2 separate regions of the Homo sapiens genome follow, and region 2 is linked to region 1. A link is a loop called in an ENCODE intact Hi-C map of the cell type or tissue named here. Cell type or tissue: OCI-LY7. All regions are shown on one strand.

What was found. A loop is a pair of places that touch in the nucleus more often than their neighbours do. Peaks named below come from ENCODE experiments on the same cell type or tissue, not always from the same donor. Only the 100,000 strongest peaks of a DNase experiment are listed, where the experiment ranks them.
Region 2: it touches region 1 in a loop (5-fold over the local background); 1 of 110 quality-filtered maps calls a loop at or near these places.

What each region holds. Positions count from the first base shown.
Region 1 is chr2:111,704,718-111,709,717 of GRCh38, forward strand. No RefSeq gene overlaps it. Among named protein-coding and RNA genes, the nearest start is that of MIR4771-2, 64 kb to the right of the region's middle. RefSeq lists enhancers at 533-1,318, 1,319-2,102 and a silencer at 1,155-1,449. In OCI-LY7, a CTCF peak has its summit at 2,047; DNase peaks (open chromatin) are centred at 684, 1,274 and 1,934; H3K4me3 peaks cover 2,413 bases; H3K27ac peaks cover 3,898 bases.
Region 2 is chr2:111,055,670-111,060,669 of GRCh38, forward strand. The region is part of intron 16 of ACOXL (acyl-CoA oxidase like); the gene reads left to right. Among named protein-coding and RNA genes, the nearest start is that of ACOXL-AS1, 57 kb to the right of the region's middle. RefSeq lists an enhancer at 1,626-1,825. In OCI-LY7, no CTCF peak of the experiment used is centred here; DNase peaks (open chromatin) are centred at 1,572, 2,302 and 2,842; H3K4me3 peaks cover 2,028 bases; H3K27ac peaks cover 3,524 bases.

The DNA.
Region 1 (5,000 bases):
AGCCCCACTCCTGTTTTTGTTTTTTCTTTTAAAAAACACTTTGTTTTTCTCCACCCAATTTTCTTTTTAAAAATTTTTTTAAAGAAATTAAAAAAAAAAAAAAAAAAGAGCAGGCTGGGCGTGGTGGCTCATGTCTGTAATCCCAGCACTTTGGGAGGCCAAGGCAGGAGGATCACTTGAGCCAAGGAGTCAGAGATCAGCCTGGGCAACATAGTGTGACCCCATCTCTACAAAAAACTGAAAAATTAGCCGGCACATGCCTGTCGTTTCAGCTACTTGGGAGGCTGAGGTGGGAGAATCGCTTGAGCCCAGGAAGTCAATGCGGCGGTAAGTTGCTGCGTTCGTGCCGCTGCACTCCAGCCTGGGTGACAAGAGCAAGAAACTGTCTCAAAAAAAAGAGAAAAAAAAGAGTTCCTGGTCTGTTTTTCTGGCAGATCCCAGCCATGTCCAGGCCCAAGGCCCAGGACTCAAACTGGTGCCTCCATTTCCTTTGATCCCTGTGCAGAATTGCACAGACTTGCTTTGAGCCAGATTCCCATTTCTGATAGTCTTTGCAGAAAGCCTGAAACTCATCCTTTAAGGCCTAAGGACTTGAGGGAAGCCTTCAGCACCTGCAGCTGGGGAGGCAGGAGTTCTTGTCAGTCTCTTGGTACTGGTAACGGGCAGTGCACACGTTGACGTTAATGAGACTTAAAAAGCTGCAGCATCTGGCTGCCTGGCCAGGTGGAAAGAAAACCCACAGCAGCATGTGGACGAAGGCACTGCCTCTATTTCCCTCCAGAAAGCAACACAACTCAGGTGAGAGCTGCCGGCTCACCTGGCTACACATACAAAAGCAAAGCCAAGATCCAAGCACACACGCTTATTCCAAGGTGGAAGTTCATCTCCAAAGCTGTGCAGGAGGGTGCTAGGGGCTGGCGCAGTAAGTAAGCAATTCAAATTAATGAATTGGCTGATTGACTCCAAGTTCGATTTAAATTCACAACAACCAGGTTCTGTATTTGTGCTCAGGGATGCCCCATCCCTCTCACGGGACTGGCTTCCGGCTTCTTCCAGGGTTTGCTCCTTATTCCAGTTAGGTATTCAGTGTCGCCAAGCCAGGGCAGCCTCGTGACTACAGTGAGTTGCTAACAGCAGGGCAGCACTGTTTCAAACAGACACCCAAACACCTGTTTTTCTTGTTAAGTAAAAACAAGTTAATAGTCACAGCAAAACCATGAAAGAAAACCACAAGTGACCTAAGGATTTCTGACTCACCCCCAGCCTGGGTACTTTGTGATATTCCACCAAAAGCATCAGCCACCTGCAGCTGCCCTGAGAACTGCTGATCAGCAGTCCTTTTGTCTCTCCAAGTCAGGGTAATTACCCATGTGTGCCCTGCCCCCAGATGGCTCTTGCCTTCAGAAAAAAAGAACAGAGAAAAAAAAACGAAAACCACCTTCCCTCTAAGCCCAAGTGACTAAGAAAAGCTGGCAGGGACCCTCCCTCAGACCATAATGGTGGGAAACCTCTTGCAAAACAGTTTTCTCTGCAAGATAAACTGTCTGTTCCCAGCAGCCAAGTGCCACACCCGAGAGAGGGTGAGAGGTTTCCTTTAAGAAGCCTCCAGAAAACATCATGAACAGTTGCTCCCCTATGCACTAGGAATAACTGTGAAGAGTTACACCCTAATAAAGATTTTTTTGTTCTTTTTTTATTTTAAGTGTAGCCTCCAGGATAGGCCCAGCATCTGCACTATTCTAGAAACCAGTGCTATGGAGCTCCAGCTCAGCCTAGACCTGGTAACCTCCTATGGGCAGAGGGACGGCCACACACCAGGCCCTGTCCCTGTTTGATCACTTACTGTCACAAGTCTAGCTGTCCAAGGGGGCGCAGGGACCTGTCAGGCCTCATAGCCATTCTAGAAGAGGTGGCCCACGTGAAAGTTGTCATGCTCTGTGTCACATAGCTCAGGTCTTGTGGTCCCACCTGGAAGGAACTGGGACTGGGCTGCAAGCCAAGGCTGCCTTCTATAGGCTGAACCATGCACAAGCGGCAGTAGGCTATGAGTTGCCTGTTCCCAAATGGTACCCACTAGGCTGCCTTGCCAGGGACTGGGACCCTCTGACCCCACCAGAGTCTCCTTCTCAGCAAGGGCAGGCGAGGGGACAGCCCCACTTCATCTGCCCGCAATACCCTTGTGCCTCCTGAGCCTCCATCCACCTGCAAGTGCTGTGCCCTGTGCCCGGCTGGGCTCCCTATGAGCCCAGGGAACACCTCTGCCCTCTAAACGACCGCCAGTGGGCACAGTGTTCAGGCCATGCTGCCAAGGCAGCAGCTAGGAATTCAGGAATTCAGAGAAGATGCGAAGGACAGAAATATGAAGGGACTGCTGGGGCACCAAGGTGAGGAGGGACAGGGTTGCCAAACCCCATGTGTAGGAGCCACTGTGCATCCTGCCCGTGGGACAAGCACCACCTGAAGACGCAAGAAGACCTCCCTCAGTTCGAGGGAAAATATCTCCCCCAAAGGCCCCCATACATACTGAAAATCTCTTATGATAATCACCCCTAGTGATTCTAGGTCACTGCCTCTGCTCCTGGATTGCTCAATCTGTGGGACGAGGCACATGGAAGGTAACATTCATTTAGCAACTCCCAAGCTTTTCTTTTTTTTTTTAGACCGAATCTTGCTCTGTCACCCAGGCTGGAATGCAGTGGCACAGTCTCGGCTCACTACAACCTCCACCTCCTGGGTTCAAGCGATTCTCCTGCCTCAGCCTCCCAAGTAGCTGGGATTACAGGCGTGTGCCACCATGCACAGCTAATTTTTGTATTTTAGTAGAGACAGGGTTTCACCATGTTGGCCAGGCTGGTCTTGAACTCCTGGCCTCAAGTGATCCACCCACCTCAGCCTCATAAAGTGCTGGGATGACAGGCGTGACCCACCGTGCCCAGCCCTCCTAAGTTTTTCAGTACACTTCCAATATCAACTTTTCCATCAGTGATTCCAACCACTCAAAAGGTGGACAGCCTGTAAGCCCATTTTATAGATGAAGGATGTGATGATGAGTGAGATTAAGTAATGTCTGCAGAGCCACCGAAGCCCAGATTCAACCCCACGGACATCAGCCACGACAGCCCATGGCTCTGTGGTGTCACACACCTGCAGCAGGACACTGTTTCTCACATTTCTACTGGCACCTGGCACCGGGCAGATGCCAGCCTGGGGGACAAGGCACCTGGAGCGTCTAATGCTTGACCTTCTGCCCTGGTCCTGGGCCCTCAGCTGTCTTGGGAAGAGGTGGCAATGGATGCCTGGTAGAGGTTTTGACCCCTGGAGGGTGCTCTTTGGACACCTCCTGGGGTGACATTCGTCACTTCATTTCATTTCAGCATCACGAACATTGGCTGAGCGTATGGCTGGCTCCAGGCATCGTGTTTTTAGCTAAGACCTTTCTACAAATCTTTTTTATGGTTATTTAAAGAAATAAACCTAAATTTGAGGATCATTATGTTCTGCTTCACTGGCACTCAGAATCTACTTCACCCAGGAGCTCAGAACTCAGCAGTTAGCAAGAAAAGTAGCCTCTGAACCCGAACAAAAGAGAAACATTACTGCAGAAAGCCAATACTTCCTCTCAGGACACCCTAAGGACTGCCTTCCCAGAGTCTGTGTACTTACAATTACGTGTAAAGTGACAATTTTGATGTTCTTCAGAGAGAGAGTCCAGCCTGACCTGAGCACGCTTGGAACCTGCTGGCTGTTAACTGGGTACAGAGAAAAGTCAGAAGAAACGTCAGGAATTCAGGAGTCCACACACCTGCTGGATGTTACTGCTCACCACAGCTTGGGTGATAGGCATTGGGTCATTATGGTTCCCATCAGATCTGACACAGGTGCATTCTCAACACTCATTCATTCCCTTCCTCCGTTGTGGCCTACGGCTCTGTAAGCAACAAGTCAAATCTCAACCTCTCTCTTCATCTCATAAATCACAGAAAGAATGTGCAATGAATAAATGGCCTCCTCTCACCTCCACAGCCCCCAGCTGAGGTTGCTGGCAGTTGCTGGCAGCCTCAGGCATGTGTCTTTGGAAGAACTATTCTGGAAAACAATTTGGCAATCTGGGTTTCAGGCCTTTATAATAAAGGAATTTATATCCCTCCACCTGGCAATAACCCTTCTGGCAAACCATGGGAAGGAAGGAGTCAGAAACTTGGACTTCTTTTTAAAGATGTTCATTGAAGCTTTATATATAGTTGTAAAAAAACTGGCAACAGTGCATCTGTCCCACAATATGGGAACAGTTAAATAATTATGGCACTGCTATAAGATGGAATCTATTGTAGCAACTTCAAGATGGTGTTTTTCAAGACTATTTAATGATGCAGAAACATAGTTATATGATGCAAAGTGGAAAGCTATAGTACAAAATTTATACACAACGAATTCCAAAACAACAATAAAATTACACATATATGTGTATATACAGAGAACTGGGAAGAAATACAACAAAATGTCAAAAGTGGGTATCTCTGGATGGTGAGATTATGTTTCATTTTTATCTTCTCTTTGCCCCTCTATTATTTTCTATATGTTGACTTTATAATTTTAAAAAGCTACTGAAAAGAAATTTCTACCAAAAATTATAAGAAAAAAATGTTCCATAATAAATGGTTCAAAGTTTGCGTTTTTAGAAAATGTTCTATGTGGAATTTTAGTTAAACATGGCTGTAAAAATCAACAGCTCTTGTCCTGGTCTGGCTTTGCTCTTGCAGAGCTGAGCCTGGTGCCCAGTGCCAGCCTCTGGTTCCTGTTCCCAAGAGCAAAATGGGGCAGGGACCAAGGGCGAACAACAAAGGATTGCAGTAATTCTGGAAACTCAAAACAAAATGTCTCAGCACACCTGACTTAGGACAGCGTCTTTTGAGATTATTTTTTTAAACACTGTAATAAATGGGTTGCAGGAAAGGGTTATATAATTACTCTGTTTACACTGAGAGATTTAAAACAAAGAA
Region 2 (5,000 bases), 650 kb before region 1:
TGGGAATGGGATTGGGCCTCCACATGGAAAAAAGGGGATTCTTTTCTGGGGTATGACTGCATTTCCAAACCCAGTCCAGGATCAGTAGTGTCAGTCCTTGTTCTGAATTCCCATAACACAGCTGATAAAGAGTGGCAGAGTTCCCATAACACAGGTAATAAAGAGTGGCAGATAAAGAGTTGTGGGTGGGCTGTGGTTTGGAATCCAGCCCTGGCCCCTTCTAGCTTTCCCTCCACCTTCTCTTATCCTCGTAAGCTAGAGCCACACAGAAAGAAGTAAGAGTGTGGCTGGCAGTGTTCCTAAAATAAGTTGTTCAACAAATGTTTACTGAGTCCCTATTGTGTGTCAGGTAGTGTTTTTCTAGTACCTGGCTCACTTGAAGAGTATATTCTAATGTTTTTATATTTAATAAGGGAAAAGATTTGGAGGCTAAGGCAGGAGCATTGTTTGAGCTCAGGAGTTCGAGGTGGCAGTGAGCTATGTTTATGCCACTGCCCTCCAGCCTGTGTGACACAGCAAGACCCCAACTTTAAAAAAAAAAAAAAGTTGGGAGAAGAACTACTGGTGACATAGAAATCAGGTTTCAGACCTACACTTCTAGCAACAAATGGTTTTCTCTCATTCCTATGCCATTGAAGCCCGGGATACTTCACTCTCTTCACTCCTAGAGGTCCCCTGCAAGTGCCAAGCCTATGTCAAGTATTCTGCAAAGCTCAGCTCAAACCAACCCCCCAAATTATTGGTAACAATTATCCCTCCTAATGAGCTTCAGTTTTGGAAAGGGATCTTTGAGGCATAGGGCTAACTTTTTAACTCAAAAAAATATATATATATTTAGGCCAGGCATGGTGGCTCACGCCTGTAATCCCAGCACTTTGGGAGGCTGAGGTGGGTGGATCATGAGGTCAGGAGATAGAGACCATCCTGGCTAACACGGTGAAACCCCATCTCTACTAAAAATACAAAAAATTAGCCGGGTGTGGTGGCACATGCCTGTAGTCCCAGCTACTCAGGAGGCTGAGGCAGGAGAATCGCTTTAACCCAGGAGGCGGAGGTTGCAGTGAGCCGAGATCGCACCACTGCACTTCAGCCTGGGTGACAGAGCAAGACTCTGTCTCCAAAAAAAAAAAAAAAAAAAATTTCATGGTAGTATGCCAGGCTCCATAGTAAGTCAGCAAAAGGGTCATTTTGGTGGCTTTCTGGACGCAGCTGGCATGGTCCCTCTTCGGAAACATTTTTGAGTGCCTACTATGTGTCCAGCACTGTGCTAGGCACTGAGGGCACAAATATCCATAAAATGTGGCCCTCACCCTCAGGTAGCTCCTTGACAAATAGGTGAGACAGACACTTCAGCACCTTGGAGTGGGCTAAGTGCCGAGAGCAAAGGAATTTGGGAAGCTAGTGGAGCACTCAGTTGGGCACTCAACTCAACCTGGGTTTAGGGAAGACTCCCCTGAGGAGGTGATATTTGAGCTAAGTCCCCATGTCTCTGCAGGAATTTAAATTTAACCAACTGTGTGGGTTCCACTGTGCATGCTGGTGGTGTCGATGTGACACGTTGTGTTCTGACTTTTCCATTTATAGAGTGTTTCAGGTGCACTGATGCATGCCTTGAGAGCTGACTGCCAAAATAGGGGCCCCAGACAGCTGCCTTCCCAGGGGAGGGGTATCCAGAAACTTCCATTCTTGCTGTGCACATTTCCCCAGCTGACCTATAGCTGTCTTGAAATTATAGCATTCAATATTCCTTCCTTGGCTCGGAAGACTTTACGGGCCTTCCAGTAGTTAATGTCAAAGTTAGGTGTCTCTGGGAGGGAATGCAGCAGAAGCCATCAACAGCTAATAGTTGCTCTAGAATTATTCTGAAAGCATGGTGTCCAGGCCAGGGGCCAGGAGTAGAGAGGGAGAGGGGTGGTAGGGGATTAGGAGGGGGAAGGCAGAGGGGTTCCCTCTCTTGCCACAAACAGATCTGCTCTGCTGTCTGTGCATTTACACTTCGCCTAGCTCCTCCACAAAGTTCTGCTATAAGGAGAAATGGGCCAATGTCTTTCCAATCCAAATGCCATCAGAAGCAAGCTCTACATGTGCCCGACTGCCTAAGAGGAGCATATGAGCGCACAGATGGCAGCAGTATATGAGGACATTACACCTGCTCTGCTCCTTGATACTTCATTGTCAAGCATCTAAATAAGTATCTAAATGGAGAACCAGCTAGGAAGTACAAATCCTGGTGTTCAGAAAAGCAGCGAGCCGCCCAGGCGTGGAGGGTGCAACGCTTTGGGGATGCCTACCCATGCGAGTCTAGCACGGCTTGCGGGTGGGGTGTTCCTTCTTGAATGATCTGTTCTCCATTTCCTCTGTGCACAGCTCTGGGGGCAGATTTCATTTCAGACTGCTTTAGAAGACAGGACAGCAGGAGAGGAAATCACTAGAGACAAAAGAAAATTAGAAGGATTTGGTAGAAGTCATATATAGGAAACTGAGAGCAAAATTTGGCTCTCGGAGACTAAAGTTAGTGGGAGGAGAGAACAGGGCCTGGCCAAGACTTATCATTTCACCATTTAAATAGAGATCAAGATGCTAAAGTTCCCAGGAGACATCTCTTTTGTGACTTGCCAAGAGCACGGAGAAATTCCATCAGGGAGCTTCTGAGATATGGATCCAGACTAGCAGACATTAACAGAATTACCAGGTGTCTAGGGGGATCCCAGACTTTTCAGCACACAGTGAGGGGGATGTAAACACTAAAGTTATATGGGAAGTCACGCTGGATGGATTGACGAAGGCAGCAAAGCCTAGCAGTCACACTGAAGCAGCTCCCTGCCGTCAACCAACCACATTTGCACCCTGATTAAAAACTGGAAACGTTAAGAGACTTGAAGATTTCTGCTCTCTGCACCTGCTTAACTCTTCCTCTTGCCCTTACTAAATTTTAGCTGCTTTCTTTTTGGCTAATTTCACAATGTTCAAAAGTCTATTGGAAAAAAAGAAACCCACAAAGCACCATAGATAAAAACTTTGAGATGGGGAAAAAGAAAAATACTGGTTTGATCTGCTCCCTTCCTCTCCCAGAACCCAGGAAAATGCCCAGTACACAAGAAGCAAGGAAGGGAAGGATAAAAAAAGGAGGGAGGGAATTAGTTCTGGATGAAATGTCAGAAAAATGGCCACCATGAAGGCCCCAGTCAACCAATCACTTCCTCTTCTTGGGTCTCCTGATGGAATGTTTTCATCTTTGGGAAAATCTTTCCACCTTTATCTCTTCTAGAACTGTAAAAATGACAGGATGAGCCAGGGCAGTGTCTCATGCCTATAATCCCAGCACTTTGGGAGGCTGAGGAAGAAGGATCACTTGAGGCCAGGAGTTCAAGACCAGCCTGGGCAACATAGATCTCTACAAAAAATTCTAAAAAGTAAATTAGCCAGGCAAGGTGGTACATGCCTGTAGTTCCAGTTATTCAGGAGGTTGAGGCTGGGGAATCACCTGAACCTAGAAATTTGAGGTTACATTAAGGTATGATTGAACCACTGTACTCTAGCCTGGGCAATACAGCAAGACTCTGTCTCTATAAAATAATAATAATAGTAAAAAACTGGAATTGGGATGGGAACAAGGCAACTTGGTGTGTTCCTGAAAACCTTGCCTGATGGAAAGGGCAGCTAATAACAGCCTATTGATAATTGATTAATGTGTTACATTTTGAAAGTACACAAAACATAACATTCAATATCAGGATTAAGATTTATTACATAAGTGAGACAAACCTTCTATTAAAAGTGGAAGGCTCTCAGATTGGATGAAAAATAACACCCAACCATACAATATATATTTCAAAAATGCACATTTTTCCCAGGAAGATGCTGGAGACATACTCATCCCTATTCCTTCTGCTAAGTCCAACTAAAAACACTGGACATTACGTTTAAAACAAACATAAAAGATTCTGAAAGGTAAGAACTAGAAAGTAGACCAAGCTAGGAACCTCAAGACCCAAAGAATGACACAGCAGGAACTCCCTGAATTTTGTTTGTGCCTCATACATTCCAGAGTTAGAGCTGAAGAAGCTGGCAACCTGGAAAAAGCTAACGCACACAAAGGAAAAAAAAAAAAGAGAGAAGAAGGGGTAGAAGAAGGAGGAGGAGGAGAAGGAAGAGGAAGAGAGAAAGGAAGAAGAGGAGAAGAAGAGGAGGTAAATGAGGAGGAGGATAAGGAGGAGAGGAGGAGAAAAAAATGAGGAGAAGAAAGAGTAGGAGAAAGAGAAGAAGGAGGAGGAAGAGGGGAAGGGGTAGGGGAAACAGAAGACTCCTCCTGCCAGGCAGCACAGAAAAATATGTGGTCCCACCTTCACCCATGCCAGGAAAGGCCCAGTGGGGAGTGCAGACTCCACACTCACGAGACTACAATGAGGCAATGCAACCTCACCACTATGGTTGTCAGAGGAGGCCTAGTAGGGAGCTGGGGTTTTCATCTCCACTTGGCAGTAATGAGGCCTCCCTTCCCCTCCTGCCTCACTACAGTGACACTGGAGACCATCTGGGGAGCCTGGACTTCTTCCTCTACCCAGCAATAATAGGTCAGTCTGCCCCCTCCCCACTGCGGTGGTGTCAGAGAAGGCCAAATGGGGAGAGTCAAGACTTTAACCACTGGCTCCAATAGTAATGAGGCCACCCCCTGGTAGCGTCAGTGGAGACCATCTGGGGAGCAGAAATTAGGGACCTCTACCCTTCCCAACCAGAGTGGGATCAGCAGGGGCCTAGTGGGAGCCAGCACCCCACCCCAGCAGCAACGAGGAGCATCTCCCAACCTTGGTGGTCACAGAGGTTGCAGTGTATCACCCTCCCCTGATGGTGCAGCATCACAGGATGTTACCTAAGACAAGGTTTAAATAAGATCCAGAATTTCATCATAGAATACCAAAATGCATAGTTTTCAATCAAAAAATCACTCACAATACCAAGAACCAGAAAATATCAAACTGAATGAAAAAAGCCATCGGTAG